5 separate regions of the Homo sapiens genome follow, and regions 2, 3, 4 and 5 are each linked to region 1. The links are chromatin loops, found by intact Hi-C in ENCODE. Cell type or tissue: heart right ventricle. All regions are shown on one strand.

Evidence for each region. Hi-C counts contacts between places; a loop is a spot of excess contacts. Peaks named below come from ENCODE experiments on the same cell type or tissue, not always from the same donor. Only the 100,000 strongest peaks of a DNase experiment are listed, where the experiment ranks them.
Region 2: a loop joins it to region 1, with 24 times the contacts of the local background. A loop is called at or near these places in 31 of 110 quality-filtered maps.
Region 3: a loop joins it to region 1, with 6 times the contacts of the local background. A loop is called at or near these places in 9 of 110 quality-filtered maps.
Region 4: a loop joins it to region 1, with 5 times the contacts of the local background. A loop is called at or near these places in 10 of 110 quality-filtered maps.
Region 5: it touches region 1 in a loop (13-fold over the local background); 65 of 110 quality-filtered maps call a loop at or near these places.

What each region holds. Positions count from the first base shown.
Region 1 is chr17:79,390,406-79,395,405 of GRCh38, forward strand. All of the region lies in intron 2 of RBFOX3 (RNA binding fox-1 homolog 3), which reads right to left. Among named protein-coding and RNA genes, the nearest start is that of RBFOX3, 220 kb to the right of the region's middle. In heart right ventricle, CTCF peaks have their summits at 1,559 (motif pointing left), 3,062 (motif pointing left) and 3,263; DNase peaks (open chromatin) are centred at 1,566 and 3,066; H3K27me3 peaks cover 4,737 bases.
Region 2 is chr17:79,016,939-79,021,938 of GRCh38, forward strand. It overlaps C1QTNF1-AS1 (C1QTNF1 antisense RNA 1), which reads right to left. Exons shown (of 3, transcript NR_040019.1): 2 at 3,068-3,298; 3 at 2,271-2,678. Among named protein-coding and RNA genes, the nearest start is that of C1QTNF1, 4.7 kb to the right of the region's middle. In heart right ventricle, CTCF peaks have their summits at 2,778 (motif pointing right) and 2,984; DNase peaks (open chromatin) are centred at 2,785 and 3,343; H3K4me3 peaks cover 677 bases; H3K27ac peaks cover 2,255 bases.
Region 3 is chr17:78,983,137-78,988,136 of GRCh38, forward strand. No RefSeq gene overlaps it. Among named protein-coding and RNA genes, the nearest start is that of LGALS3BP, 5.7 kb to the left of the region's middle. In heart right ventricle, a CTCF peak has its summit at 3,026; DNase peaks (open chromatin) are centred at 3,052 and 3,739; H3K4me3 peaks cover 1,723 bases; H3K27ac peaks cover 2,561 bases.
Region 4 is chr17:78,990,751-78,995,750 of GRCh38, forward strand. It overlaps CANT1 (calcium activated nucleotidase 1), which reads right to left. Exons shown (of 5, transcript NM_001159773.2): 4 at 4,268-4,471; 5 at 966-3,170. The coding sequence ends at 2,800. Among named protein-coding and RNA genes, the nearest start is that of LGALS3BP, 13 kb to the left of the region's middle. In heart right ventricle, CTCF peaks have their summits at 2,589 (motif pointing right) and 2,790; a DNase peak (open chromatin) is centred at 2,585; H3K27ac peaks cover 669 bases.
Region 5 is chr17:79,705,952-79,710,951 of GRCh38, forward strand. MIR4739 (microRNA 4739) reads right to left here and starts at 1,298; the gene lies at 1,225-1,298. It overlaps LINC02078 (long intergenic non-protein coding RNA 2078), which reads left to right and starts at 1,315. Exons shown (of 2, transcript NR_109783.1): 1 at 1,315-1,705; 2 at 2,521-5,000. RefSeq lists enhancers at 1,157-1,778, 1,779-2,400. In heart right ventricle, a CTCF peak has its summit at 2,850 (motif pointing left); a DNase peak (open chromatin) is centred at 2,830; H3K27me3 peaks cover 1,927 bases.

The sequences.
Region 1 (5,000 bases):
ATCTGCCCACTTTGGTGCTGGAAAATGCACTCAGAGTCCAACCGGCGTGGAAATACAGTCTTTGCGCCACTGCTTTTTTTTTTTTTTTTTAGATGGAGTCTCGCTCTTGTCGCCCAGGCTGGAGTGCAGTGGCACAATCTCGGCTCACTACAACGTCTGCCTCTCAGGTTCAAGTGATTCTCCTGCCTCAGCCTCCCAAGTAGCTGGGATTACAGGCGCCTGCCACCAAACCCAGCTAATTTTGTATTTTTAGTAGAGACAGGGTTTCGCCATGTTGGCCAGGCTGGTCTCGAACTCCTTATCTCAGACAATCTGCCCGTCTCGGCCTCCCAACGCATGGCCCATTCAAAGTTTGCCAGAGGCGAGTTCAGGGTGGGGATCCTGGCAGTGGGAAACTGGAGGAGCGCATGGAGCATCTGAGAGTTGAGGCAGCGGAACCCCTCACCAGGAGGCACCTTCCTGCCCAGACACCTCGGGATGAGCCCCTGGTGGGACTGCTCGGGTGCCGGCAGGGAGTTCCTGGACCCACCCAAAGCCAGCTCTGCTTCTCCCTTCTCTCTTCCCGCTTTCTTCTCCACAGCCCCCTGATTCCCACAGATCCTTCCCTGGAAGGCTTTCTCGCTGTCTCTTCAAAGTCTCTCTTCTACCCACTGCCATGGGAGCCTTCGCACCTCGGGTCTGGTGGCCTGTAACCCCTGCCAGCCAGGCTCCCTGATACCAGCCTCTCTTTTTCCAGACAGTCTGATTAACTTTTCTAAAACCTCACTACCACTGTATCAAACTCCAGCTTCTCTTCAACCGTCAGCGACTTCCCCACTGCTTGCAGGATGAAATCCAAATTCCTTAGCGCAACCCCCAAGCTGGGGTCTCAGCTCCAGCACCTCTCACCTGACCCTCAATGACCAGCTGTCTCAGGGGGAGAAAAAGGGAGGATTTAAACCCAGCACACCTGGGTTCAAGCTTCAGCTCTCCTTCCCACGATTGGTGAACACTCGGGCAGGTTACCTAACTTCTCTGAGCCTCAGTCTCCTCTGCTTAATAATGGGTGGTATCATAACATCTTCCTGAATTATTATCTAAAATGTCAAGTTCATGACTTGTCCGCCCAAATACGGCAAATGCCACCGATTTTAATCTCACCCGAAACCAACCTCACAGGTGCTGATTCACTTTTAGGAATTAGGAATTTAGTTTTAGGAATGAAGAAATGAGGCCCAGTGAGGTACATGTACACGTGCACATGTGCATACATGCGTGTGTACTTGCCTGCCTGTGCATCCACATATATGTGCGTGTGAGCGTGTGTGGGCACAGGAAAGTCTGTGTGCACGTGTGAGTTAGGGTGGGGGGTATGTGGAGACACCAGGACCACCAACATGCATGACAACGAGAACCAGTACGCATGTGTTTGGGGGACAGCACACCCCCGCTCTGATCCTCGGTTTCCGAATCTGTTAAAAAAAAAAGGCTCCAGGCTGGACAAGCCCCAGGTCCCCTCCTTCCCGGTTCTGAAGCTCACAGGTCGCGGGTTTGCTGAGAAGGCACGTGCTCCCCCTGGTGGAAGGAAACTTGTATGGCAACGCTCCCGCCAGGGCCCCGCGATGGTCAGGCTTTCTGCCGTCTTGGAAACAGACACCGACAAGCAACAGGGTTCCCATAGTGCCCGGGCACTTCGGACCCGCTGCGGGACCTTGGGCAAACTCTTTTAGCCTCAGCACCTTCCTCTGTGAAATGGAGCCAACAACAGCACATCACAGAGCTAACAGTAAAGAAAACTGGGGCAGCCTCCTCACCCCCGTCTCTTTTCTCAGTGGTTAGTTATGCCAACGATTGTTCCAGAATCCAAACTCACACAGCAGAGAGAGGCAGCTCAGCACACGGACCTTGCAGCCAGTTGGCCCTGAATTCCAGCCCTGCCACTTACTAGCTGTGTGATCCTGGGCACGTGATTTCACCGTCTTTCATTGTGGAGTTGTGAAGATTCATAAGCTAACTCTCACACGGTAGTGAGCGCAGGGCCCGGCCACTCACAGGTGCATGGTAATGTCGGTGGTACAGGTGTCTTGTGGCTGTCACTGAGGTTGTTCATAATCTCCTGGCTCCTGTTCCTGCTGGAGCCACGGGGAGCTGCCCTTCCCACCCACTTAAGTTAGGCACCATCCCGTGACTTGCTTTGCCCAACAAAATGGGAGCAGAGGGGTGTCACTTCCAGCCGAAGTTTGCAGAACCAACAGTGTGTGCAGTACCACACCCTCTCTTCCCGATATCTGGCAAGCATCGGGCAGTGGCTCTATGAGCTTGGGTCCTGAGTGAGGGCAACAGCACAGCACAACACCCTCAGGAACCAAGATGCATATGAGCCAGAAATCAACCCGCAATTGCTACAGATCTCTGATGTGGGGTTGTTTGTTACTGAGCATAACCTGCTGCTGCTGACTGAGACACTGACTCCTGCAGAGCTTCTCTGAGGAGAAAGGATTCCTTCTCATTTATCCTGACATGTACTTACTAAATAGGAATATTTATCAGTTAACGAACACACATTTCCTTTCCCCAAACCTAAACTACCAAGCAAGAGAACCACCAAAATTTGCAATTCCAAGTGCATCGTGATGGAGACCAAAGCCCCAACTTGACCACTACACAGTCTGCACATGTAACAAAATTGCACCTGTGCCCCCAAAATATGTAGGAGTTGTAAAATATACACAATGAACTGTGATATGAGCAAGAGATAGAACATAGCAGAGTGCAAAGGCATTTTTTCTCAAACACACAAAACCTTTATGGAGACGGATTTGGGGTTTCACAGTTCAGTTCCACCCGCGTAGCCGCCTGCTGCAGCACAGGGGGAAAGGGAGGCTTGGGGCACCTCTCCTACCCACACCCCAACCCCACACTTCCACCTGCACCTAACTTGCTTGTTAGAAGACAGGAGAGTCGTGGTTACAATACACTGGGAGGGAGATGCTGGACGAAGCAAGCCTCTCAGGGGAGACCCGGCCAGTGAGCAGCCGCAGGGAAACGCTCTCCGTTCGTGTGGTCCCTGGCGCCACCTCGCGGCGCTGGCTGGCACTGCTGGGAGCTGGCTCCTGGTCGGCAATCTGCTCCTGCTCCTGGCCAGGGCAATAGCACACTGGATGCTGAGCGGGTCATCACACACATCGGAGCTGGTCATCAATGAACATCTGAGCCAGTCATCACATACATCGGAGCCGGTCATCAATGCACATCTGAGCCGGTCATCACACACATGATCTGAGCCTGTCGCCACACATCGTCTGAGCCGGTCATCACGCACATCTGAGCCGGTCATCATACACATCATCTGAGCTGGTCATCACGCACATCAGAGCTGGTCATCATGCACATCAGAGCTGGTCATCATCATGCACATCATCTGAGCCAGTCATCATGCACATCTGAGCTGGTCATCACACACATCATCTGAGCCGGTCATCACGCACATCATCTGAGCCATTCATCGCACACATCAGAGATGGCCATCAATGCACATCTGAGCCGGTCATCATACACATCATCTGAGCCGGTCACCACGCACATCGTCTGAGCCAGTCATGCACATCTGAGTCTGTCCCCGTGCACATCATCTGAACTGGTCATCACACACATCGGAGCTGGTCATCAGTGCACATCCGAGCCCGTCATCATACACATCATCTGAGCCGGTCACTATGCACATCGTCTGAGCCAATCATCACGCACATCTGAGTTGGTCCCCGCGCACATCATCTGAATCGGTCATCACACACACATCTGAGCCCTCGCCTGTGGGCTGAGATCTGCGAGAATGGACAGAGGGCCCAGGATGGAAAAGCATGAGGGACTCAAGGACGACACTGTGTCCAGGTCCAGGGAGGAGCTCACCCTGCACCCTGATCACTGAGACACTCACTCCCCACAGTGCAGAGTGACCCTGAGGCCAGAGCCCAGCCAAGCCCCCATCTCCACCACTGGGGCAGGGGTCTCCAGGGCCCTCTGAGTGCAGGTGGGGTTCATCTTACCCCCTGGAAAACAGTCTGGCTTCTATGTCCACCCTAGGCCGGCACCCTAGTGCTTGGCCAAAAATGGAGCAAGCCACGCCAGCCTCAAGGGCCTGTCCTTCTCCATCCACTCCAGGACAGGAGGCTGACAGTCAAGGCAGCACGCACAGTCCTCCCAGCGAGATGAGCAAATGAAGGACGTGAACTGGAAACAGGTCCACAGAGTAAACAAATGGCCCCCACTCTAAATGGTCTTGTCTGAAGCCTTGGACCATGCCTCTTTATCCAAGTCTCTTTGCACAGATAATTGTTCCAACACTGAAGCCTGAGCCCCCACTGACCCACACATCTCTCTCCTCAACTACCCCAGGCTCATTGGAGCCACAGCTCTGCCCCACTCCTGAGACGTCCCGGGCCCTCGCTACATGAGTGACCCAGTGAGGTAGAGGGATATGAGAAGAGCTAGGAGAAGGGCCTGGAGACGCAACACAGGCGCTCGGGGCGTGTGCAGGTGGGACGACGCAGAGAGGCGGCAAGACGTCAGGAGGTGCCAGAAGGGTGGATGAGAACCCAGGGTTAAGTGCAGCCTTCCAGAACAGCCTTAAAGGTGGATCAGCCATCCCAGTGGTGGCCACAGCTGCTGTCATTCAGTGCGACTGATGGGGATCCAGGCCCGCAAAGCAGTGCTCTATCTGGGCCTCCCGTCAACCTTCTGCCGGAGACCAGGGATTCAAGGATCAGTGGCAAAGGGCTAGATGTTTTTGTTAGTCCCTTTGTTTCATTTGCAGCCACGATGAGCTGACACCGGACCCAGCAATGTGTGGCGGCCTCTGTGGAGAACAGCTGCAGGCTCTATCTTGAGCAAGCCTTTGGCTCCCTGCCTGGGAGGACCCCTCCTAAGGGATGGGGCATTCCACACCTGGACTGAGCACAGTGGAGCCAACCACCGCTCAGTGCCGGGAGGAACCACACTTCCTGGGGACCTGCTATGTGTCT
Region 2 (5,000 bases), 370 kb before region 1:
ACAAGATTTAATGGCTCACGGTTCTGCAGGCTGTACAGGAAGCATGGCAGCATCTGCTTCTGGGGAGGCCTCAGGGAGCTTTTAGTCATGGCCTAAGGCAAAGGGGGAGAGGCCTCTTACATGACAGGAGCAGGAGAAAGAGAGAGAGCGAGGAGGTACCATACACTTTTAAACAACCAGATCTCACGAGAACTCACCCACTATCATGACCAAGGGGGATGGGGCCAAACCATTCATGAGAAACTGCCCCAGTGATCCAGTCACCTCCCATCAGGCCCTACCTCCAACTTTGGGGACTATAATCGGACATGAGATTTGGTGGGGACACAGATGCAAACCATATCAGATAATTTTACTTATTTTGCTTTACTATTGTGGAATATATTCCTGTTGTACTCGTTGTGTAGGAATGCAGAATAAGCTTACTCGCCGTTTTCTTAAATTGAACATTTGCCAGTCTTCCAGATATCACCTTTTGTTGGAACTCAGAGTTATGAATGGCCGTCAGTATGCTGATGCTTTCTGACTGAGTTCCTCTCTACCCTGAATACAAAAGACCTTAATAGTTAGATGAGAATATCATTACTCCTATTTAGCCTGAAGAAGCTACAGAAGGGGAATCTTCCTACCTCTACAACCCTTAGGATTAGTGGTCCTCTTGTAAAAAGGAGGGGGGAAATATGTCAGAGGCATTGGAAGCAGAGCAACTTTAACTTGAATAGGGGCTGGGTAAAATGATGCTGAGACCTGCTGGGCCACATTCCTGGGAGGTTAAGGCATTTTAACCTCCCGGGATCTGAGATGAGATAGGAGGTCACAAGATACAGGCCACAATGACCCTGCTCATATAACAGGATGCAGTATAAAGGCTGGCCAAAACCTGCCAAAACCAAGATGGCAACAAAAGTGACCTCTAGTTGTCCCAACTGCTCATTATATGCTAATTATAATACATTAGCATGCTAAAAAAACACTCCCACCAGCACCGTGGCAGTTTACAAAGGCCATGGGAACGTCTGGAAGTTACCCTGTATGGCCTATGACGGGGAGAAACCCTCAATTACAAGAAATTCTTGCCCCTTTCCCAGAAAGCTCATGAATAATCCACCCCTTGTTTAGCATATGATCAAGACATAACCATAAAAATAGCCAACCAGCAGCCTTTGGGGGTGCTCTGCCTATGGAATAGCCATTTTTCTTTTCTTTTCTTTCTTTTTTTTTTTTTTTTTTTTGGCACAGTGTTGCTCTATTGCCCAGGTTGGAGTGCAATGGCGCAATCTTGGCTCTCTGCAACCTCCATCTCCCACGTTCAAGTGATTCTCATGCCACAGCCTTCTGAGTAGCTGGGATTACAGGCATGCTACTTGAACAGGGGCTGGGTAAAATAAGGCTGAGACCTGCTGGGCTGTATTCCTGGGAGGTTAGGCAGGAATAGGGGTAAATAGGGGTAATTATATTTTTAGTAGAGATGGGGGTTCACCATGTTGGCCAGGGTGGTCTTGAACTGATCTCAGGTGGTCTGCCTGTCTCGGCCTTCTGAAGTGTTGGCATTACAGGCATGAGCCACTGCGTCCGGCCTCCTTTACTCTCTTGATAAACTTGCTTGTATTTTACCCTGTGGACTTATCCCAAATTCTTTCTTGCTCAAGATCAAAGAACCCTCTCTTGGGGTCTGGTTTGGGACCCTTTCCAGTAACAGCTCCACAGACATCATCAGATGGCTTAATTTTGCCAATCTGATGGTAATCAGTGTCTTCTCCTTGCCTGATTACTGTGAGGTTGTATATCTTTTCTTACACTTTTTGGCTGTTTACGTTTCTTTTTCTGTGGATTCCCCATCATCTTGTGTGTTTTTAGGAATTGATCCATCCCATCCCCATTGATATACGTGCAATGCCAATTTTGTCATAGATCAAGTTTTCATACACACATGGGTCTTTGTCGGGTGGGCCTTCTATCATGTTGAACTAATATACTTGATCACATCTGTTCCAATACCAGTATCTTCATTATTATGTCTTTATAATAAGCCTTCCTATGATGTAGGACAAGTCCCCTCCTACCTCACCCACCTTCAACCTTCTGGGATTTTGAATGGAATTGCTTGGAATCTATAGCTTAATTGAGCGAGAACTGAGTTTTTTTTTTTTTTTAATGATATTGAGTCTTCTATCTAAGACCACGCTTTGCTTTTCCATTTCTTTGGATTTTCTTTAGTGCTTTTCAGTAAGGGTTTGTAATTTTCACTTCACAATATAGCTTGGAGATTGTTCCAGATCACATATAGAGAGCTGTTTATTCTCTAAAGAGCTACACGGTGTTCCACTGTGTGGAATTTATTTTACCAGGCCCCTAATGATGTCCTTTGAGGGTATCTGTGCTTTTTTTATACTACGGCAATGCTTCAGAGGATATCCTTGAACTTACTTATTTGAGCACCCTTCTAAGTTTATCTGTAGGAGAAACTCCTAGAAGAAAGATTAGGGGGTCAAAGGGTATTTGCATTCTGTGAGCGAACACACCCTCCCTTCCAGAGAGGCTGTACCATAAAATCACTTTCCTTAAGGTCAACAAATACAATCAGGCTTTCATTGGATTTTCATTCTCCTTGTCTTCTTTGCATCCTCAGAGACTTCACCATAGACTCCTTTTGGAAATTCTCTTTAGTTTCTGTGGCTCTGCATAAAGGACAAGACATTCTTTATTGAATCATTCATTCATATGTTGACATGCATTTACTCACTCATTTCATAGTTAAGTGCTTGGAACTGGGGAGTCCACCAGGGGGCCCTCCCATCTTATTTATCAAGTAAAATATTGCCTAGTCGATCAGTATATGCCTGTCTCCATGTAACTGAAAACATTCATTGCCAAAACAGGAGAGTAAATATTCAGAGGTGAGGAAACTGAGGCATAGGGAAATTAAATGGCTTGATAGAGTTGCAAGGCACACGTGTACATGGCCTCAGGGGAGACTTCTGTGGAAAGGCATGGCTTCCTGGAAGAGGGAACGCCCTTACCCTCCTGGTTTTCTGCAGGTGTGAGGACCATAAAGAAACCTATTCACCTGGTGTGTCCTTGCAGCTGCCAGTCCTGATCTCCACCTGTCCCAAGCTGCTCAGAACGTGGCAGCGCCATCCAGGAGCCACGAGCATGGGCCAGTGGCCAGGGAGGCTGGATCTGTCTGCCAAGTTTCCACTTTTCCATCTTAGCAGCTTCTCCGAAGCTCTGTGGAGACTCTCCCCACTCCCACCCCTTGGCAGTGGGACGTCACCATCGGAGCCGGCCGGTCGCTACCCTTGGGAACAGAATTCAAAGTTTGCAATACCAATCTCTGCCCTTGTGGGATGACTGGGCAGCCCGACCCAAAATAGCTGGGAAAGGCGGGATGTTAGGGCCGCGGTGGGAAAACTCACAGTGCTGCTAATGACATGCTGTGCTTATCTGGAACCGAGTGTCTTGCAGACTTTAACTGAGATCACATTGCTTTTTCCAGCAATAAGTAAACAGACCCAGCGAGTGGTGGTGACAGGCCCAGGGAGAGAGAAAGAATTACCAAATCAGGGAGGGCACAGAACGTGCTGCCTTCCCTGCCAGGGGTTCCAGGAAATATTTCTTCCCATTCTAGGATCTACCCTTGACTAAGAATATGGGATGATTTGGGAATATTCAGGAAGCCTTTAGGGGTTTTGACCCAGACACCTTGTGTAGATGTGAGCTCCTAGGGAGTTTTAGGATGGGTTTGTGGGGGCTAAGAGAGAGACCTTGGGGAGGGGACTCAGTCTTTCTGGAAGTTGGCTTTGACTTCTGACCCATAATCTCAGGGCTGATGAAATCCCCCAGGCACTGTGGCTGATTTTTATTTTTGATTTCTGTTGTTGTTGCCCAACAGGAAAGGATTTTGCCAAAGGGAAAACACTCTGCCTCTTGTTGCTTGGGGGCACCTAAGGCTGAGAAGGAAGAAAATCAGCCACTCTGCAAGGACATCCCTTGCTTGCCAAAGTTTCCATCTTTCCTACTTAAAATTACAAAGCAGAAGTGAAGTTGATGACAAAGAGCATTAGGAACCTGGCATGCTCTCTATTTTGGATTTTTTTTTTCACTTTATTGAGGACAAGCTTGTATTCTCTGGGAGCTGGCCTTGTGAGTCTTTGCCCATTGCCTGCTGCCTTGAGTTGTGAGCCATGATGGTGGCACCTAAGACATGTGCTCAGACCTCAACTCCTATTCTTTGGAAGTTCCCATGCCTCCGAGCCTTGGGTCTCACACAAGATCTTGGGAAACCCCAGGCTCTCTTTGTTACCGTTTGATACCACTCCTCCCTATCCCCAGTTTCTGCCTCAAGGAAAATGAGTAATCCCTTTTCTAATCTCCTCCTTCCCTCCTCTTCCCAAGAGGATGGAAGGAAGATTATACTTGTAATAATGGTAGTTGCAATGAACAATGTGTCTGTTCCACCAACCTTTTTATTAATCATGTGAGAAGCTACAGGTTCACAATCACTTCTCCAAAATCCCTGAAATGCAAAAAATCTGAAACCTTAGTTTTTCCCTAAAGTTGGCACACACAAATTTGACAGAACAATGTGGCTTGAACTATCCTGAGACTATGGATGCCTTCATCCCACTGCCGAATATTCAAGTGTTTAACGAAGGGGCGCTGCCCGAAGCCCACTGGGTAAGATGCTTTGTGGGATATTTGCATCTGACTCTGAACATATCTGACCTCCTTGGTTCCAGATAAGAGACCCTGGACCTATCTCTGCTTTGTAGATAAGGAAGCTAAGGCCCACTGAAGTTTGGTAGCATCCCCAGGCTGCCTCAAGGTAGGACAGAGCCGGGACAAGACCTCCTAGTAGGATGAGCCAGGTGCACCTGGAAGAGATGACCAGCCTTCAGCTGTCTTTCTAGAACTTTGCACTATATTGGGCCTCTGAGTTCTGTCTTGGAATTGTGTTAAAGATAACTGTTTTCCAGTTCTTCAACACCAAAGCCATCTTG
Region 3 (5,000 bases), 410 kb before region 1:
AGGCTGAGGCAGGAGAATCGCTTGAACCCAGGAGGCAGAGGTTGCAGTGAGCCGAGATCACACCACGGTACTCCAGCCTGGGCAACAGAGCGAGATGCCGTCTCAAAAAAAAAAAAAAGAAAAGAAACTGTTTTCCAAAGTTGCTGAAACATTTTGCATTCTTGCTAGTAATTTCTTCATGTTCCAGTGGTTTAAATCGTCACCAATACTTGGTATTGTCAGTCTTTAAATTTCATCCATTCTGGTGGGCATGTAGTGAAGTTTCATTGTGGTTATAATGACGAATGATAGGCCGGGTGCTGTGGCTCACGCCTGTAATCCCAGCACTTTGGGAAGCTGAGGTGGGCAGATCACCTGAGGTCAGGAGTTTGAGACTAGCCTGATCAACATGGAGAAACCCCATCTCAACTAAAAAATACAAAAAAATTAGCCGGGCGTGGTGGCGCATGCCTGTAATCCCAGCTACTTGGCAGGCTGAGGCAGGAGAATCACTAGAACCTGGAAGGCAGAGGTTGCAGTGAGCCGAGATCGTGCCATTGCACTCCAGCCTGGGCAACAAGAGTGAAACTCCGTCTCAAAAAAACAGAAAAAAAAAAAAAAGACGAATGATGTTGAGCATCTTTATGCTTCTCTGTCATTCACACATCCTCTTTGGCAAAGCGTCTGTTCAAATCTTATGCACGTTTGAAAACTGGCTTGTTTGTTGTGTAAGTTCTTTATATATATTCTGTTCCTGTAGCAGATATATGATTTGCACTTTTATTTTTAATGAAAAGCTTGCTTTTCATTATCTTTTTTTTTTTTTCTTTTTTTTGAGACAGAGTCTCGTTCTGTCGCCCAGGCTGGAGTGCAGTGGTGCGATCTCGGCTCATTGCAAGCTCCGCCTCCCGGGTTCAAGCCATTCTCTTGCCTCAGCCTCCCGAGTAGCTGGGACTACAGGCGCCCGCCACCATGCCGGCTAATTTTTTGTATTTTTTTAAGTAGAGACGGGGTTTCACCATGTTGGCCAGGATGTTCTCGATCTCTTGACCTCGTGATCCACCCACCTCCGCCCCACAAAGTGCTGGGATTATAGGCGTGAGCCACCACGCCTGGTGAGCAGAGGGTGACTGAATAGAATGGGAGGCAGGATGGCCCTAATCAGTCCCAGCTTGACTTTTCCCTTTAGCTGGTGATTTTGGGGCCCAAGATATTTTCCTTTCACAACTCTGTTCTCTGTGGGAACAAATGACTTCAACTTTAAGGCAGGAGAATGGTGTGCACCCGGCAGGCAGAGGTTGCAGTGAGCCGAGATTGCGCCACTGCACTCCAGCCAGGGCGACAGAGAGAGACTCCGTCAAAAGAAAAAAAAAAGAATGTATCCATTTGTCTCTCATCTACCTGTGACCTGGAAGCCCCCTCCCCACTTGGAGTTGTCCTGCCTTTCCAGACTGAACCAATGTTCATTTTACATGTGTTGATTGATGTCTTATATCTCCCTAAAATGTATAAAACCAAGCTGTGCCCTGACCACCTTGGGCACACACTGCCAGGCCCTCCTGAGGCTGTGTCAGGGGCGCCCACGTCCTCAACCTTGGCAAAATAAACTCTAAATTAACTGAGCCCGGCTGGGCGCGGTGGCTCACGCCTGTAATCCCAGCACTTTGGGAGGGTGAGGAGGGCAGATCACTTGAGGTCAGGAGTTCAAGACCCGCCTGGCCAACATGGTGAAACCCCATCAATACCGAAAATATAAAAAATGAGCTGGGTGTGGTGGTGCACACCTGTAATCCCAGCTACTCGGAAGGCTGAGGCAGGAAAATCACTTAAACCTGGGAGGTAGAGGTTGCAGTGAGCCAAGATCACACCACTGCACTACAGCCTGTCAGGAGAGAGATTCTGTCCCAAATAAATAAATAAATAAATAAAATAAAGTAAATTAACTGAGGCCTGTCTCAAATTTTCAGGGTTCACAGGGTTGTCCCAGCACCATGGTGGGAAGACAGTCTTTTGTATTTCAGGTGAATTACCCTGGCTCTTTTGTCAAAAGTCAATGGGCCACATCCATAAGGGTCTATTTCTGGACCCTATTCTGTCTCACTTGTCGGTGTCTGTTTTTCTTATGGCAATACTACACTGTTTTGATTACTTACAGCATTATATTAAGTCTTGAAGCCAGATAGTATAAGTCCTTCAACTTTGCTTTTCTTTTTCAAAATCAAGTCTGTAGACCCATGAAGACGTATACTGTTTTGTTCTTTTGAGTCTCTGATTTCTTTCATCAGTGTTTTGTAGTTTCAGGATGTAGATGTCACACATCTTTTGTTAGACTTATACGTAACTATTTCCCGATTTTTGGTGCTACTGTAATTGACAATGTTTAAAAATTTTACAATTTCTAGTTGTTCACTGCAGTTATAATAAAGTTAAATTTTGTATGTGGAATTAATATATTAATATGTTAAATATTAATGTATTAAATTTAACATATTAATATATATTAAATATTAATATATTAAATTTAGTATGTGTAGTTTCGTGGTTTTTTTGAGACAGAGTCTCGCTCTGTTACCCAGGCTGGAGTATAGTCGTACAAATACTGCTAACTGCAGCCCCAATCTCCTGGGCTCAAGTGATCCTCCCACTTCAGCCTCCCATGTAGCTGGGACCACAGGCAGGCGTGACCACATCCAGCTAATCTTTACATTTTTTTGTAGAGACAGGGTCTTGCTATGTTGCTCAGGCTGGTCTTGAACTCCTGGGCTTAAGTGATTCTCTTGCCTGAGCCTCCCAAAGTGCTGGGATTACTAAAGGCGTGAGCCACCATGCCTAGCCTCGTAGTTATTTTTTGAAGATTTCTTAGGCTTGTCTAGCTAGTCAAAGCTTGTCACTGGCGAATAAAGATAGTTCTATTCCTTCTTTTCAAATCTGAATAACTTCCTTTTTTTTTCTTTTGCACCAATAGGATGAGGAATAAAAGTGATGAGAGCAATGTCAGTTTCCTGGGTTTGGTAAATGTACTGTGCTTAGGTAATCAGTACACTGGAGGGAGCCACATGAATGCTGCACAGAAACACGACTGCTGGCCCCGCTTATCTGCAGTTTCACTTACTGCAGTTTCAGTTACCCACGGTCAACTGAGGTCTGAAAATATTAAATGGAAGATTCCAGAAATAATTCATAAGTTTTAAATTGCATACTGTTCCTAGTGGGATGAAATATTGTGTCATCCTGCTCTTTCCCTTCTTCATCACAAGGGCGAGTACAGTACACTAAGATATTTAGAGAGAGACCACATGCACATAACTCTTATTTTAGACTATTGTTCTAATTGTTCTATTTACTATGTTACTGTTAATCTCTTACTGTGCCTAATTTATGAATTAAGCTTTATCGCAGGTATGAATGTAGAACAGTAAATTCCACATTATCTATGGTTTCAGGCATCCACTGCGGGTCTTGGAATGTATCCCCCACAGAAGGGGGATATGAACCAAAAAGTATCTGAGACTGTTCTCAACCAGTTAATTTTGCCAAGGTCAAGGATAAGGCCAGGGAGGCAAAACAAAACGTGACAAAACACGGAATCGCTGAAACAGTCTGTGGTCTGTGCCTTTCTCCAAAGGTGACTTTGAGGGCTTCCATATTTAAAGGGGAAAAGCAGGCTGGAGGGGGAAGTGGGAGGGTCCGGTCCTAGTGCTGCCGCCACGGGTTGCAAGAGAAGAGAAGCAGGCAGGGGAACAGTCAATCGTGTATTCATCTGGTGCTCAGTAAATTGGCACTTCACATAAGATAAGGTGAGCACAGTAGCTACCTGCCGAGGTCTTTAGCCTTTCCTCTGTCGCTCTCTGCTTAGGAACAAGAGGAAAGGCAGCTGCTTGCATGACTCAGCTCTCAGCTTCCTGTTTTTTCCTATTGGAAGGGTGCATTGCGGTTTTTATTTTCCTTTCATAGGACCTACTGTATTTTTGCAACTTCTGTGTGGTTCAAAATTTTATTTCAAAGGAAAAAATGGTGGGGAAGAAAGTGGTGAAAGCAGACACTCTTGCGTTGTTCCTCAGGGGGAAGGCATTCAGTGTCTGACCGTGAAGTAGGAGCTTAGCTGTGGACTTCTCACCGGAGCCCTTCATCGGGTTAAGGATGTTCCCTAACGGGTTTTTTGGCTTTTTGTTTAGAATTGGATTGGGTGAATGGCTGTTAGATTCTGTCAAATGCTTTTTCTCTATCTTTTGAGATTATCATGCTTTTCCCCCTTTTTAGTCTTTTTTTTTTTTTTTTTTTTTTTTGAGATGGAGTCTCGCTCTGTCGCCCAGGCTGGAGAGCAATGGGATGATGTCGGTTCACTGCAACCTCCGCCTCTCAGGTTCAAGCGATTCTCCTGCCTCAGCCTCCCAAGTAGCTGGGACTATAGGTGCGCCCCACCACCCCCAGCTAATTTTTCGTGTTTTTAGTAGAGACGGGGTTTCACCATGTTGGCCAGGCTGGTCTCGAACTCCTGACCTCAAATGCCCACCTCAGCCTCCCAAAGTGCTGGGATTACAGGCATGAGCCACCACACCCTGCCCCTTTTTAGTCTTCATATGAATTTCATTGATTGATTTCAGAATACTGAACTAACCCTGTATTCCTAGAATAAACCACACCTATCGTGAAGTATTCTTGTCAGAGACGTTTGAACCAGAGCCACTCCATCTTGAACCAGGTCTGGGTAAATTACGGCTGAGACCTGCTGGGCTGCATTCCCAGGAGGTTAAGGCATTCTTAGTCACTGGAGACAGAAGGTTGGCACAAGATACAGGTCATACCTTGCTGATAAAACAGGCTGGCCGGGCGCAGTGGCTCACACCTGTAATCCCAGCACTTTGGGAGGCCGAGGCAGGCGAATCGCGAAGTCAGGAGTTTGAGACCAGCCTGGCCAACATGGTGAAACCCCATCTCTACTAAAAATATACAAATTAGCAGGGTGTTGTGGCGCACGACTGTAATCCCAGCTACTCGGGAGGCTGAGGCAGGAGAATCGC
Region 4 (5,000 bases), 400 kb before region 1:
AGCAGGGCGTGCGGGCGGCACGAGGGGCCGCTGTAGCATCTGGAGCTGCTAACAGTGGAGCTGTCACTCCCATGTCACACTCCCAGGCCAGAAGAGACCAGGGGAGGGGACTCAGCCCAGACACTGGGAGTGGCACCAGGGGGCTGCCTTGAGAGGCGAGTGCCAGAGAGAGTCAGGGACTCCCCAGGGGCCATCCCAGAGGGCACTGAGGAGGTTCACTGGGTCTGGGACCCGGAGGAGGCGGGGAAGGAGAGTGGGTCTGAAGGGTAAGGGGTCGATGTGGGTGCAATTGCCCTTTCTGATTCCGCTCTCCCGGTTTTCTGTCCCTCTCTGGCCGCCCCTGTCCTGTCTCTAGTTGAGGTCTTTCTTGGCCAGTGCCTGCCTCCCTGGCGCCTGTGGTTTCAGTGATGGGGATTCTTCCATGCGTCACTTGGAGCGACCTCGTCTGTTCCTGTGGACTCACTGACACACTAAAGACACCAGCTCAGCCCTGACCTCTCACCTGAGCGCCTCCTTACCAAGTCATCCAGATGGCTCCCCAGGGATGAGCAGCAACAAAACGGGCACGTGGGTGCCCAGCACACGTCAGGTGATGTTCTAAGCCCCTTGCGCGTACCCAGTCACTTACCGTTCACTGCAGCCCCGGGATGAGCTCTGCGATGAGCATCCTTTTGCAGACGAGGACACTGAAGCACAGGAAAGTTAGGTCATTTGCCTAAGGACATGCAGCTGGATGGGGACAGAGCCAGGATCGGGCTTGCAGTGGCTTCAGACCCCACCTTTCTGACCACAGCGCTCGTGCTCTTGGAGCGCCTTGAGATAGTGGGACAAGGCGGACTGGAGGACGCAGTTTCCAGATGGGATGCCCTGGCGGGCGACTCCCGTGCGCATGCCCAGCATCCTGCGCAGGCGCTCTCGTGGCCAGGCCTCTGCAAACAGTCAGCACAGACCGGGAGACAGAAAACTACACTCCCTCAGACGCTTTATTGTTTACAAAACAGATGGATCCCATAGGGAAGGAACACAATCATTATGCTGACAGCAGCGAACAGAGAGGGGAAGAAAAAAGGTGAGCTTTAAAGTAATCGCAAATCACTGCCTATGCGAAGAGGCTGCTTCCGGGCACCTGGGCTGTGACTCAGGTGCTGACATGAATACATCAGCAAGGTCTCAATTCAGCCACAGTCCCAAGTCCCCCAACCTTCCTGATTGCATCTCTATTTTAAATGACCCAGCCTGGACATCAAGGACAATGATCTAGGAGGCGGGTCAAGGAGACAGCCAGGCAAAGTCAGAACAGACTTGGGGCTTCCAGGCTATGCCCGGTGACAGCTGAGCTCTTCAGAAATGCGTCACATTCAGCGTTCACTTCCTTCGCTTCCTCCACTACCTATGACATAGCGGGGGAAAGAGACAACCATGAGAGAGGGGTCCCTCCTCGCTGCCCTCCTCGCAGCTGTGCTTGAGTTTCAAAGGGGGAGAGGTTTGTGAGGGACCGGCACAGGGACAGCCAGAGCCGGCACCCTCCGGCCCACCGTGGCACCCCTGACGATCGCGGGGTGGGGTAGGAGTGAGGGTGGGGGTCGGGGTGAGGTAGTGCTGTGGGGAGGGCACTGTGAATGATGGAAACGTCCCTTCTCAGCCTGGGTCGTGCCTAACCTGGGTCTCAAATCCCACTCTGCCTTCACCCTGGAGTACACTCCAGCGAAGCCGAGGCCCAGCCAACGCTCGTGAAGTTTCCACAGAGAAGAGCCTGCAAAACTCCCACTGGAAGAGGAGAAATAAAGGCCATGGAAAGAAACCCCAGGGAAGAGACAGGCCTCGTTCACAGACCCTAGGCAGGGAATAAAAAATTCAAGTCATTCACAGAAGTCTTGAAAGGCATGAGGATTTCTGACAGTTCCTAGAAAAAGGCAACATTTTCTTTATCTTTGTATCCATTGGCCAAGAACGCCGACATGTGAGACTTGCTTCACCAGCCGCCACCGCTTCCTTACAATCTCCCGCACTGCTGGAGCGGGCTGGGTAACTACAGGACTGTGCTCTGTGTGATAAGATTTGGTGATTCCACTTTATAAGAAAGGAAACTGCTTTAATTAAAGCAGGTTAATAATTAAAACTTCAAAGTACTGCACAGCCACAGAATTTTCTTGAAGGGAGAAAGCGGTCACTGGCCATATGATGCGGAGATGGTTTTATCTGAGGCCTGAGAACCAACAGATGTGCCTGCGCCCTGGCCTGTGCAGCTGTGGGCAGATGTGTCCCCAGGGGCCTGCCCTCACTCGTGACCATGCAATACCCTGCAACATAAACATTTTCTTTTCCAAGGATCTGCAGGGGTGGACATGATGCTCCAGGCACAGAGTAGGAAGAAAAGGGGGTGACCTGGGGTTCCCAGCAAACAGGTCCACCTCATGCTCACTGCGTTCTCAGGGTGAGGCATAGGGCCTGACATATGGTAGGAGCTCTAGGGATATTCACTGAACAAAAGAACATAGGAAAGAAAAGAAACGAGGTCGGATGGAAGAAACGACCCAGCCAGTTAGGCAGGCCTTGAGTCAATGCCTGAAGTGACCGAAATCACCACCAGATGGCAGCATGGAAAGCAGTTCAGACCGCGGCCTCCGTGGGGCCCGGGGGTCCAGTGCCCGCACCACTATGGGGCCCGGGACTGGGCTCCCTGTCCAGACCTCCAACCCAGGCACAGTTCCAAAAAGAACAAAACAAAACAAAAGTGCACTCCTCTTGTTTTTATAAAAGCTGAGTCCTGATGGCCTTGCTCAGTGTTTCCGTTTTGAGTTAAATGAACTCGATGCCTTCGTATTTCACGCTTCCGATCTTGGTCTCCGGCAACAGGAAGCGCCCGTCCAGCGTGAAGGCCATGATGTAGGAGGCGACTCTGCCGCTGTCCTCCTCGGATTTGAGGGCCACAATGATCTGGTCGTCGGTGTTGGGGATGAACTTGAAGGACGAGAAGCCGTGAGTGGGGACCACCGCCCCGACGTGGCTCACAGCGATGTCGCCGAAGTCAGGGGAGGCGCTCAGCAGCAGGTTGGCGCCCTTGCGCTCGTCGTCCTTCTCGCTGTAGCGCTCCTGGCTGGCGCGGCGCGGCAGGAAGAACCAGCGCTGCAGCGTGTCACTCCAGCAGGCAGACTCATGGATGAGGTAGCCTGGGAACCGGGTGACCGCGGGTCAGACACGCATGCGGCCTGGTGTGCCCAGCCCCACACCATCAGGCCGTGCGCAGTAGCAGGCAAGGGGCTGCGACCACCAGGGCCCACCAGCTCACAGCAACCCGCCCCTCCCTGCTCTCCAGGATTCTGGAAGGTTCTGTGTTCTCGGTTATCCCATGCAGGGAACCTGCAGCACCCGCTCCCTTGAAGCCTCCTCCCGTTCCACCGAGAGCTGCCTGTGAGCTGCATCAGGGATTTGGGCTCATCGGAGCCTCCTCGGGGCTGATCCAGAGGAACCCAAGGAAAGGGAACAAACCCCCATTGGATGTGGGGAGGCATCGGCGGGGAGGCTGCCTTGAGGCTGCAAGGAAGAGGAGACAGCGTCTGGGGCCCCAGGCACAGACTCAGTCACTTCCTCCTGAACCTCAGGCACCTAAGGCCTACTCCATCCTGACTAGGGGGAGGCCAAAGTGCTGCTGGCCCTATGTTGGTGTGGAACACCACGGCCCAGCGCCAGGGGTAGGGACAGGGCCTGACCCACCAGTGCAGACAACCGGGCCACAGGCTGGGATGCTAGGAGGCCAGCTGCCAGGGCGAGTGGGGCAGGAAAGAGAAAACAGCTCATTTGCCGCCAGAATCCACTGGCCTGAGGGAAGCCACCATCAGAGGCAACCAAAATCACTAAAATCAAGCAAGAAACGGCCTTGGAGGCTGGGTGTGGTGGCTCGCGCCCGTAATGCCAGCACTTTGGGAGGCCGAGGCAGGTGGATCACCAGATCACCCGAAGTCAGGAGTTCGAGACCATCCTGGGCAACATGGTGAAACCCTGTCTCCACTAAAAATACAATTAGCTGGGCGTGGTGGTGCACACCTGTAGTCCCAGCTACTGGGGAGGCTGAGGCAGAAAAATCGTTTGAACCCAGGAGGTGGAGGTTGCAGTGAGCTGAGATCGTGCCACTGCACTCTAACCGGGGTGACAGAGCAAGACTATGTCTAAAATAAAAAACGGTTTTGGAGGCAAATGCAGGAGGAAGCAGGTTCCCAGCGACTGGGCTGTGGAAGCCACACTGTGGGCTGGGGCAGGCGTCTCTTACCTGGCGGCTGGATGCCGGCAGCAGCCCGCAGGGCGTTGTAGTTGGACACCCAGTTCTCGTGGTCCACGCTGCCCTTGTAGCCCACCACCTTCACCCACTCCGGGTTCTCGTTCACCACATCACCCGTAGTGGTCGTCCACTCCTTGCCCAGGCCGCCCACGTACAGACGCTCGTCCTTCACTGCCAGCCATTCGGCCTTGAAGCCTGGCCAAGCAGAGTGTCCTTAGGCCCCGCACCCAGCTCCCGCCGCACCCCTGCACCTGGCTCCCACCCGGCCCCGCACCTGTCCTTAGACCCCGCACCTGACTCCCGCCCGGCTCCACACCTGCCTCCCCTCCGGCCCGCACCTGGCTCCCGCCCAGGGCCGGCCGGCTGCCCTCCCCTCAGCTCCTGAAGGTTCAGTGACCACTCTCAAGTCTCCTCTGATCCCCAACTCCCCGCTCCTCAAGCTGTAACCCCAACCTTAGGATTATCCTTAAAGGCTAGAAAAGCTGAAAAGTGACAGCACTCTGAAGGGGCACGTGTGTCCCAGGGGAGTGCGGGTGCTGCCCTCGGCCACACCTGAGGTCTCACCGAGCATCACTCTAACTCCAGTGGCCGGAGAGGGGCTTGGTGCTGGGGCTCCCAGTCTTCCTTTCAATGGATTTGTTCAGAAGCTGTTTTTGCTTTTTTTAAACTGATTTATTTAAAATAAGCCTAACTTTGAAGGCTGCCACAGTTCAGGCTGTGTGGG
Region 5 (5,000 bases), 320 kb after region 1:
ACGGACCGACCTCCTTTAAAGGAGGGGTTCCTGAGCCTGGGGAGCGTGACTTCCGAGCCTGTCCGAAAACACCAAACGCCAAAGACACCGAAGCTGTTCCACAGAAGCCGCAGCCGATCGAAAGCCATTGCTGCACGGGATTTTCTTTGGAATTGGTTTTTGGTTCAGGTATTTTTTGGATTAGCATCATCAACACTAGAACTCAACATGAGAAATCCTCCTGGCACCCTCAGACCCCCAGGATCCACCCGCAGCGCCCCACCCCTCGGGGGTCTAAGGACGGGGCCACGGGAGGTGCTCCCCACGCCTTAGCTAGACGCAAGGCCCTCCCGCAGGCTCCCGCAAGCCCATCAGGGCTGGGCGTTTCCCACCCCTTCCCACCCCACCCATCCACCTTCCGTCCAAGCAGGAGTGCAGCCTGCTTGGGCTCAGCGTCCCCTCTTCTGAGAAGCAGCCCGGCCCCATCCTGAGCGCCCCTGGGCCCACAATCCCTCCTCACGTGTGTGGGGCTGGCCGTTGATGTCGCCTGGGCTGGGGGTGCACCTGCAGCGCAAACACGTGACTAAGCATCTTCCTGTCCCGGGCCCTATCAGCGTTGGGCCCCAGGCAGCCCCTCCAGGGGCTACAGTCACCCACCCACCTACAAAGCCCCTCATCTGCAGCGGTGGCTTCATTCCCGGGACGCGCCCCAGGCTCTGCTCAGTCATGGCCCCCAGACCCTCAGGAGCCCCCGAAACATGATGACCTCCAGCCACGTGCCAGCTGCCAGGAGGAGGCTTCAAGACCCCAGATGAGCACCCGGCTGGCCATGCCCCAGGGACAGAGGACCCAGTGTGACAGAATCCGGCCTGGGCCACAGCCACCCACACAGTCCATCCCAGTTCAGCCCGAGGTGGACAAGAAAAGTCCCACCAGGGACTGGAGCAGATGGGGCGGGCTCCGGACCCCTGCCTGGTCCACCATCTGTCTTGCCAGTCGGTCCGTCTACCCAGGCAGCCCCTCCTCCCGGCCCACCATCTGCCCGGCCCTGCTAGGCCCTCCTCCTGGCTCCTCCAGGGCCCTCAGGAGGAGACAGAGCTGGAGCCAGGGCCCAGACCTCCACTGCCTTGGGCCCGCCCCATCTGGCACCTCCAGAAGAAGGGGGCGGCAAGAGCTTGGCCAGGGCAGGGGCACTCCAGGGCAGCCGAAGGCCCTTGCCAGCTGTCTCATGATGAGATGAGCAGAGGGAGGGGGAGGGGAGGAAGGGAGAGGCTCTGGGAAGACAAGGGCCCCTCCGCTCCTCCTCCCTTCTTCCTCCCCTGCCCACGTGGCCTGGGCGGGAGGGACACGCCGATGGGAACATCCCAGCTGGTCCAGGCCTCTGCTCCCCCCAGCTCCTCCTCCCTGGCGGGCAGCTCTTCTGGGCTCCTGAGGTGCTGCGCAGCCCCTTCCCTGGCCCTGGGACCCCCAGTGCCTGAGATGAAAGAGGAGTTGCTTCCATGGACGGTCCCAGTGCAAGCTGGGGGGCGCTGGCCTCAGGACACCAGGCATCCAAGACATAGGGACACCAGAAGCCCCGGCTCTGCCTCTGAGGTCCAGCAGCCCCAAAGCCCCTGCTCAGAAGCCAGCGATGGGAGGGCAGGGCCTGCCTGTGGGACCCATCATGGGCGCAGCAATCGCCAGGCCCTGGGCAGACAGCAGCACAGCCTGTGAGTCCAGGGCTGGGGTAAGTCGGCAAGTGCACCCCCGGAGGTGGAATGACAGGAGCTCCTGTGGAGGACGCAGGCGACCCCCGCCCCTCACTCCACTGTGAGGCCTGAGGATGTACAGGGGCAGCTCTCCCTGGCTTATGAAACGCCCCCACCCTGCTGCCCCTCTGGGTCCTCCTCACCCTGTGGCCTGCAGGGTCAGGAGCATGACTTTGGTGTCAGGAGAGAGGCTGGCTCCTGCCTGTGGCGGGTGTTGGGGGAGGAGTGGGGTTCATTATAAATTACGCTCCCCTCGAACCCGGCTGTTAGGTGAGGGCAGGGCTGGGATTCACCCTGCTCTCTGCAGGGGAGGGTCAGCCCCCAGGTGCTCCTGGGTGGGTCTCCACGGCAGGCCAAAAGGGCAGGCCCTGGGCATGTCCACCCCCTGTCTCTGGTCCCACAGCCCCCTACTTGCCACCTGCCCTGAGCAGCCCCCAGGAGAGCACCCGCAGGGAGGATGCTGAGGTGCTGGAGGGCAGGAGTCCCAGCTGAGGCTGTGACCCCAGCTGTGCTCCCCGTTCCCTCTTAGGACCAGCAAAGACCCAAGGACAGGCGGCCAATCAGGGCCCGGTGTTTACCCCTCCTCCCCCACCCCCATCACGGGCCTCCCGCAGGACCCCCAGGAAGAGCAGCTTCCATTGACCAAGGTCGGGGGACGCCCTCCCGCTGACACTCACTCTCCACGGATCCTGGAGCCCACGAGTCCCCTCCCCACCTCCACTGCACTGGGCCCCCCGCAGGCCCTGGTGGGGGTGGCCACGGATAACCACACAAACATGCATTTTCCTTGTAGGAGCAGGCAGGTGACAACCAGTGTCCTACTTTCCTGCATTAAAACACCCAAATCAACAGGACGGAGAAGGCCCGGAAGAGGGGACCTGAGGGAGCCAGCCGGGCGCTCAGCCTGCTTCGCTGGGATGCTTGTCGAGGTCGGGACGGCACCACCAAACTCACCTCTGTGCGCCCTGCGGGGCCCAGGAGACTCGGTCCTCCCTGGGCTCCCCCAGGCCTGGGGTGGACGTTGGAATAAAGTGGGGACAACACGATGAGAGACCCCAGCCCTGGAGGTGCCCTCGGCCAAAGCCCGAGATCAAAGCTGGGAGATTCGTGGCTGGACAGCACCACCTGGTGGACACGTTGGAGATTACCAAAGCCGAACAGTCAATTCGTTCTTGGTTCTGGGATTTTCTTAATTGGGTCTTAGCTGGGCCTTCCTTTCTCTTTCCCCAGTAGCAGGGGCTTTGTGACTATCAGAAACACCTGCCAGGCCTGGGCAATATGGCGAGACCTCATCTCTACAAAAAAAAAAAAAAAAACACAAAAATTAGTGAGGCGTGGTGGTCCCAGATACTCAGGACACTGAGATGGGAGGATCGCTTGAACCCGGGAGGTCGAAGCTGCAGTGAGTCGTGATCATGCCACTGCACTCCAGTCAGGGTGACAGAGAGAGACCCTGTCTCTAAAGAAAGAAAAGGCCGGGAGCAGTAGCTCACGCCTGTAATCCTAATACTTTGGGAGGCCGAGGCGGGAGGATTACCTGAGGTCGGGAGTTCGAGACCAGCCTGACCAACATGGAGAAACCCCATCTCTACTAAAAAATACAAAAATTAGCCAGGCATGGTGGCGCATGCCTGTAATCCCAGGTACTCGGGAGGCTGAGGCAGGAGAACCACTTGAACCTGGGAGGCAGAAGTTGCAGTGAGCCGAGATCACACCATTGCACTCCAGCCTGGGCAACAAGAGTGAAACTCCGTCTCAAAAAAAAAAAAAAAGAAAGAAAGAAAGAAAAGAGAAGAAGTCCTTGTCTTCTAATAAGATGTTGTTGGTTTCAGAGAGCCCAATCCAGGCACTTCAAACAAGGCAGGGAAATCAATGGCCCTGAAGAAAGTTTCTCTTCGACAAGCCCCTCCCTCCCTGACACTGGCATTCTGGCATTCACCCACCAGCCCCTCCGTCCCTGACGCTGGCACCCTGGCATTCACCCACCAGCCCCTCCCCTCCCTAATGCTGGCACCCTGGCATTCACCCACCAGCCCCTCCCCTCCCTGATGCTGGCACCCTGGCATTCACCCACAAGCCCCTCCGTCCCTGACGCTGGCACCCTGGCATTCACCCACCAGCCCCTCCCCTCCCTGATGCTGGCACCCTGGCATTCACTCACCAGCCCCTCCCCTCCCTGACACTGGCACCCTGGCATTCACCCACCAGCCCCTCCGTCCCTGACGCTGGCACCCTGGCATTCACCCACCAGCCCCTCCCCTCCCTGATGCTGGCACCCTGGCATTCACCCACCAGCCCCTCCCCTCCCTGATGCTGGCACCCTGGCATTCACCCACCAGCCCCTCCCCTCCCTGACACTGGCACCCTGACATTCACCCACCAGCCCCTCCCCTCCCTGATGCTGGCACCCTGGCATTCACCCACCAGCCCCTCCCCTCCCTGACGCTGGCACCCTGGCATTCACCCACCAGCCCCTCCGTCCCTGACACTGGCACCCTGGCATTCACCCACCAGCCCCTCCCCTCCCTGATGCTGGCACCCTGGCATTCACCCACCAGCCCCTCCGTCCCTGACACTGGCACCCTAGCATTCACCCACCAGCCCCTCCCCTCCCTGACACTGGCACCCTGGCATTCACCCACTGTCTGGGGCAACTACCCTTTCCTCCCACCACTGATGGGACGGCACCCTGGCACCCTGGCCTACCAGTTTTGAGGGGAAAAAAATTAGAAATCTTTGGCCAAAGAGGGGACAAATTGAGCCTAAAATCAAGCCTTGGTGTCTCACTTTTTAAATCTACTTTTACCTTTTGTGTATTGGTTGTGTGATTTTTTGTGTACTCATTGTGTATGATTGCTGAATACACAATGAATACACAAAAGCTATAAATAGATTTAAAGAGAGAAAGCAAACCAAAACCCATCGGTAATCCACTGGAAAAACAAGCCTCCAACTCTATTCAGAACATTGTCAATTAAAAGAAAAGAATTAAGAATTTCCCTTTTAAACTATATTTCAGGATAACTCAATAACTCTAGTGGACAACAGCAAGTATTTTTGGTTTTTGTTTGTTTGGTTTCTTTTTTTTGAGATGGAGTCTTGCTCTATTGCCCAGGCTGGAGTGCAATGGCACAACCTCGGCTCACTGCAGCCTCTGTCTCCTGGGTTCAAGTGATTCTCCTGCCTCAGACTCCTGAGTAGCTGGGATTACAGGCGCCCGCAACCAGGCCCTGCTAATTTTTTGTATTTTTAGTAGAGTTGGGGTTTCACCAT